2 separate regions of the Homo sapiens genome follow, and region 1 is linked to region 2. The links are chromatin contacts, found by Hi-C or POLR2A ChIA-PET in ENCODE. All regions are on one chromosome and are shown on one strand. The core of a region is the stretch at or near the end of the contact, and the rest is flanking DNA. Distances in the headings are between cores, read along the strand shown. Region 1 holds the start of DAG1 (dystroglycan 1). Region 2 holds the start of TMA7 (translation machinery associated 7 homolog).

Evidence for each region. A loop is a pair of places that touch in the nucleus more often than their neighbours do. ChIA-PET counts read pairs that join two places held with the same protein, here RNA polymerase II (POLR2A). Pooled maps may share reads with other maps.
Region 1: a loop to region 2 is called in a pooled map, with 5 times the contacts of the local background. The contact joins the promoter of DAG1 here to the promoter of TMA7 in region 2. A Hi-C loop is called at or near these places in 5 of 50 pooled maps. POLR2A ChIA-PET finds 5 or more read pairs at or near these places in 2 of 52 experiments (A549 and Panc1).

The regions. Positions count from the first base shown.
Region 1 is chr3:49,469,017-49,471,896 of GRCh38, reverse strand. DAG1 (dystroglycan 1) reads right to left here and starts at 1,630. Exons shown (of 3, transcript NM_004393.6): 1 at 1,464-1,630. RefSeq lists a silencer at 1,212-1,951.
Region 2 is chr3:48,438,750-48,441,544 of GRCh38, reverse strand. TMA7 (translation machinery associated 7 homolog) reads right to left here and starts at 1,288. Exons shown (of 4, transcript NM_015933.6): 1 at 1,233-1,288; 2 at 1,087-1,142; 3 at 917-1,004. The coding sequence starts at 1,248. CCDC51 (coiled-coil domain containing 51) reads left to right here and starts at 1,426. Exons shown (of 4, transcript NM_001256964.2): 1 at 1,426-1,557. RefSeq lists a silencer at 991-1,050 and an enhancer at 1,481-1,620.

The DNA of each region.
Region 1 (2,880 bases), core at 381-2,880, 1.0 Mb before region 2:
ACGCTTAGCGGGCAGACACTATTAATCATGGGTTCCCTGGTCCCCACTGCCCCCTAAACTGAATTCCTTAAGGGCAGAAGCAGACTCTTTTACATGGGTCCCTAGGATCTACCACAGAATTTGGCAGGTAGTGAATCAAAATATTTGTTCAAATGAATAAATGCATTTTGCAAAATCAATTTTTAAGAACAGTGAGGATTTGCACTGTGCCTCTTTTAACAAAAGCACATGTCAGCACAAGCTTTTATATCCCATAGGGTCTTCACATGATGGATCCAACTCCCTACTGAAATCTGATTTCTCCAAAATACAGGACACAGGCCATGAGCTCTTCTTCCTTAGTTCACAGCAAAAAAAACCCACAAAAGTTCAACTAAACTTCTCCATACTCAAACTATGGATTTTTATGCCTCCAAAATGTAGTACGGTTGAATTCTTTTTTAGAACAGGAACATTCCAAAATAATGTCTCTGAACTTAACTAAGCATAGAACCTGATAAAACTGCAATACCCCATCTACACCAGACTTTGCAAAACACCTGAAAGCACATCCAGCTCTTTATCTGGAATTATGTCCTATAAACACCACCTTCCCTTCACGGAGTCTGGCTTCTATGCCAGGAGTCACTTCTACTCGCTTATTTAGGGAAGCAGCAGGCTAGAATCTTAAGTTAGACTCTGCGCTATGAAGGTGCTGTCCCAGGCTCTTGCCTCAACCAGTCAAAACTTCATCGTCACCATTAAAACTAATTCTGAAGCAACTCGATTTACAAAAATAAGAACTTTTCAAGTTATAGAGATTAAAGGATGCATTTTAAGTTACCAGTTGAGTTTGTAGGAAACTAACTTAGAATTTATGGCAAAAAGATTCCAAGCCGAGACGACATTTTCTGTGGAGACACTATCCAAATACACTCGCAGGTGAACCAGGTCTGCCAAATACAAAGTGAAAAGGTAGTAAGTAAACAAGCTTCCAAAGGAGCTCAAGTAAGGATGACGGAACCCACCAAGGCTCTGAGCAGCTCTGACAGAGCAGTGGCGGCAGCGGTGCCCTTCCCTGCCTCTAGCGGGGCTCGACTCCCCACAGTCGGAATCCGGCCCAACTGGGCCACAACCCCTATTGGAAGCCAGGGAGGCGGCCCGCAGGCGGCTCACGACCGCGGCCAAGGCGCAGGCTCCACGTTCCCGGGAGCGCGGGCCGAGCTAAGGCCTGGCCCATCGCCGCGGCGCGCGGCCCGGGCCTTGCAGCCGAACGCTCCGAGCCTTTGCCTGCGGGACCCAGAGCAAAGGGGCGGCTCCGCCCGGGCGGCACCGCCTCCTCACCCACAAGGACGTCCGCGGCCGTGTCCCCGCCCCGGGCCGAACAGCGAGCAGCAGCAGGTGTTCCGCGGAAGGCTCAGCCGGCAGCAGGGATGGGGGCCCAAGCAGCCAGGCACAGCGGATAGGGCGGGCGGTGCACTCACCCAGCGCCGGCGGGAGGACCGCGGCAGGTGTTCGCTCCTCCTGGCCCCAGGACGCCGCCACCGCCGCTCCCCGGGGATTCGGCGCGAAGCTGCCGCCGCCGCCACCGCCAAGCCTAAGAGGCGCGAGCGCCGCGCCGCAGCCTTCGCGCGAGCACGTACCGGGCGGTGAGAGGGCGCTGAGCGCAAGGGCGGGGCGCGCGGCCGGAGCCTAGCAACCGCCTGACACGCGAGTGTTGCAGCCAATCCAGCGGCCAGCTCCGCGCGGCGCCGACTGGCTGTCCGCGCGCCGCCGGCTTCTGCCTGCGTCGGCCGCTCCGCAGCGCGCCGCACCCGCGCGCAAGCCCCGCCCCGGCCAGCACCTCTCTGCTCATTGGCTAGCCACTCCCCCGCCCTAAAAGTCACGCCCCATTATGGAAGCCTCGCCCCCACGGCCAGGGAAGTCCGTCCCGGGACACACCCCGGCGGTCGGTCCCGGTCACTCGGAGCCTTCAGAACCAGTAGTGTGGGGGAGGGGCTCCCCGCCCAACTTCAGGCCTTTGGGCCTCTAAGACTAATCAAGGGACAGTCAGGACTGCGAACTGGCCCAGCAACTGGCCACCCGTCGACTGCGTTCAGCCCTCCTTATTTCCTTCGAATGCAAATCAAGGGGTATTTCTAAGCCATGAGAACAATCAGGAAGCGTTCTCTCAATTGCAAAGGATGAAAGCCTTGCTGCCCGGCCCTTACACGGATGGGAGACTGAGGCCAGGGACAGGAGGAGCGGGAAGCTAGCTCATCTCCTAGAGCCTCGCCCACAGCAGGCTGGGGAGTCGGAAAGCGCCTCAGGCCTAACCCTCGTCCCCTCCCCCTGCCTGGAACACTGGAATCCGACGCCTGCTCTCCTGCCCAAAATAGCTCTAACTCGCAGGCGCTGGTCACTCACTCCTAGTGGCCTGCATTCTTTTGGTGGGGGAAGAAATAAGAGAGGGGGGTTGCTGCCTGGAACATTCAAGGGGAGGGTCCTAAGGTAGCTCTAGCTCTCCCCAGGACTTAACCTGCAGCCCCCCACCCCAAAAGCCCCAGACTTCACAGTTACTGAAACTGACAGTTACCGGATGGGTCTGGGAATGAGACCCGTGGTGGGCTCTGCTTCTCATCCCCACACCATGCGCAGGATGGGTCCATTCCCTCCTTGGCCTGTGGCCAGGCTGGAATTCCAGGCCTGCACTCTTGACAGCAAGCACATTCTGAACACAGAACTGGCTGCCACCAGCCATGGTTTCCTCCCTGGATCCCGGAGAGCTCTGGGGCTCCCTGGCTTTCCCTCCCTCCTCAGGAGCGTCTGGGAGATGCAAGTTGCAGAGATAAGAAAGGAATGCCCCATCTCCCAAAAACATACCTTTTTGCAATTATCTATACTTCAGTGTCTCGGCTCCAA
Region 2 (2,795 bases), core at 39-2,538:
TCAGAAAGCAAAAAAGCATATATTAGAGATAATATAAGCAGTACGAAAAAAAAAAAAAAGTTGGCCAGGTGCTGTGGCTCACGCTTGTAATCCGAGCACTCTGGGAGGCAGAGGCGGGTGAATCACTTGAAGTCAGGAGTTCGAGACCAGCTTGGCCAACATGGTGAAACTCCGTCTCTACTATAAATACAAAAAAAAACTGGCCAGGTGCGGTGGCTCACGCCTGCAATCCCAGCACTTTGGGAGGCTGAGGCGGGTGGATCACGAGGTCAGGAGTTCAAGACCAGCCTGGCTAAGATGGTGAAACCCCATCTCTACTAAAAATACAAAAATTAGCCGCACTCCGTCTCAAAAAAAAAAAATTAGCCAGGCGTGGTGCCAGGCGCCTGTAATCCCAGCTACTTGGGAGGCTGAGGCAGGAGAATTGCTTGAACCCGGAAGGTGGAGGTTGCAGTGAGCCGGGATCACGCCACTGCACTCCAGCCTGGGAGACAGAGTGAGACTCTGTCTCAAACAAAACAAAACAAAACAAAAAAACTTCTAAGTCAAGTAAGGTTCAAACACTAGAAGGCAGTGAAATACGAATTTGGGGCAAAAGATTGCGGACGACGTCAGACTTTGAGAAACTTAACTGTGAATCTGCGTCTGAGGTAAATACATTTCACTGTTTCCGTTTCTGCAGCTCTTCCTAAGGAATGGAAGCCCAGACTGCCTGGGAGGCAGGAGACCTCGTTTCCAGCTCCCGGCCCTTACTGCCGCTGCAAATCCTAGACTGGCTAGAGACCATTCGCTGCAGCGGACGTCGGAAAACGAGACCTCGCAGTTCAGGAGGCAGGAAAAAGACATGCCCGCGCCCTCATCCCAATAGGTGCTCATAGCGTTTGGCCAGCTTGAGCTCCATTCGGCCCCCACTTACCCAAGGGCCCCTTCCCCGCGGCCTTCGCTTTTAGCTCCTCGAGTTTCTTCTGCTCCTCTTTTTGTTTCTGCTTGAAAGCCTTATCTTCCTGGGGAGAGGCAGAGCGTGTTCAACTCAGGCCTGTCTCCCAGCGCCCCCGCACCCGCCAGTGCCTCCGCGCCCGCCCTCACCTCGTCCATCTCCTTGGCCTGCTTCTTGGGCTGTTTCAGTGGCTTCTTCTTGCCACCTGTGGGCGACACGAGCACGTTCGGCCTGCCCCTGCCGCCCGGTCCCCACCCCGCCGTCCCCGCAGTCCTCACGGTTCCGGAACACTTACCTTCGCGGCCGGACATGGCGCCTGCCGCCGCTTCCCCAGACCCTGCCACCGGAAACGGAGCGTCTGCCCCACCCTTTGTCGTAGACAGCGAGGCGGCCCCGCTGATTGGCTCCTAGTCAGGAAGTTGAACTCTCGCTACCGGATGCGGCGCTCCAGGGGCGGGTACTAACAGGTCAGAGGTCAACTGAGTGGCAGACGATTGGTCGGGCCACGCCAGGTACGAGGAGCTAGGGTTGTCCTGCCAGGGTAGAATCGGAACCGTAGGAGGGGTACTTAACCGGACGGCCTACCAGGCCTGTGGCCGTGCGCGGGAAGAGCACTGCAGGTAGACAGCAGGGCATGTGCATGTGCAAAGAGCTTCAAGCTCGTCGCTTTCCTGGAACCAAGGAAAGCACAGCTTGGGTGGAGGGAGATTAGGCGGGGAGATGGCAGAAGTGGACGGGAGTTATATCACGTGGTCCTATAGCTTTGGAAAACCCTGTAAGGAGTTTTATAATATAGTCAGGGGTGCAGCAGTTTGCGAATTCTGTTTGTTCATCTATGAAAATGGTCAAAAAAATTTATTTTGGTGATGGCCATACAACTCTGTTAATATAGTAAAACTACTGAATTGTACACATTGGGTGAATTATATGGTATGCAAGTTATATATCAATAAAGCTTTTTTTTCTTTTCCCCCCGAGATGGAGTCTTGCTCTTGTCTCTCAGGCTGGAGTGCAATGGCACGATCTTGGCTCACTGCAACCTCTGCTTCCTGGGTTCAAGCGATTCTCATGCCTCAGCCTCCCCAGTAGCTGGGATTACAAGTGCCCGCCACCATGTCCGGAAAATTTTTGTATTTTTAGTAGAGACGGGGTTTCGCCATGTTGGCCAGGCTGGTCTCGAACTCCTGACCTCGTGATCCCCCCGCCTCAGCCTCCCAAAGTGTTGGGATTACAGGCGTGAGCCACCGCACCCAGCCAAAGTTGTTATTTTTTTAAATAACAGTGCTGAGCGCTGGGATGCTACAGTGTCCAGAGATTAGGCAGATGAGTACATTTTTTGCTGGGTACGTACTATATGTAGGTACCAAGCTGAAATTCTAGTGAGTGAGACAGACTATAACCAAAGCAAATAAATGGGATACATGTTGCAGGTCATGTGATATATGCATGGAAAAAATAAAGCAGAGAAAGTGGGTCAGGAGTGCTAGGGTGGGAGTGGGATGGCCATATCTGATAGGGTGCATGGGGAAGACCTCCCAAGGGGCTACTATTTGAGCAGGACTTGAAGAAGGTGAGGGAGCGAGCAGCACAGATAGCAGCTGTCGTGAAGGCCCTGAGCTGGGGACAACTTGGTGCGTTCCAGCAACTTCAAGAAGGTCCATGTGCTTGGAGTGGAGTGAGGAAAGGGAGACTAGTGGGAGATGAGGTCAGAGAGGAATGAGAGCCAGTGGGTAGGTTCCCTGTAGGCCATGGAAAAGACAGGCTTTTACCTTGAGAGAAGTGGGGAACCATTGTAGAGGTTGAGCAGAGAGACAATGGTTCCACCTGTGTTTGGAAAGGAACACTGACTGCTCGACTG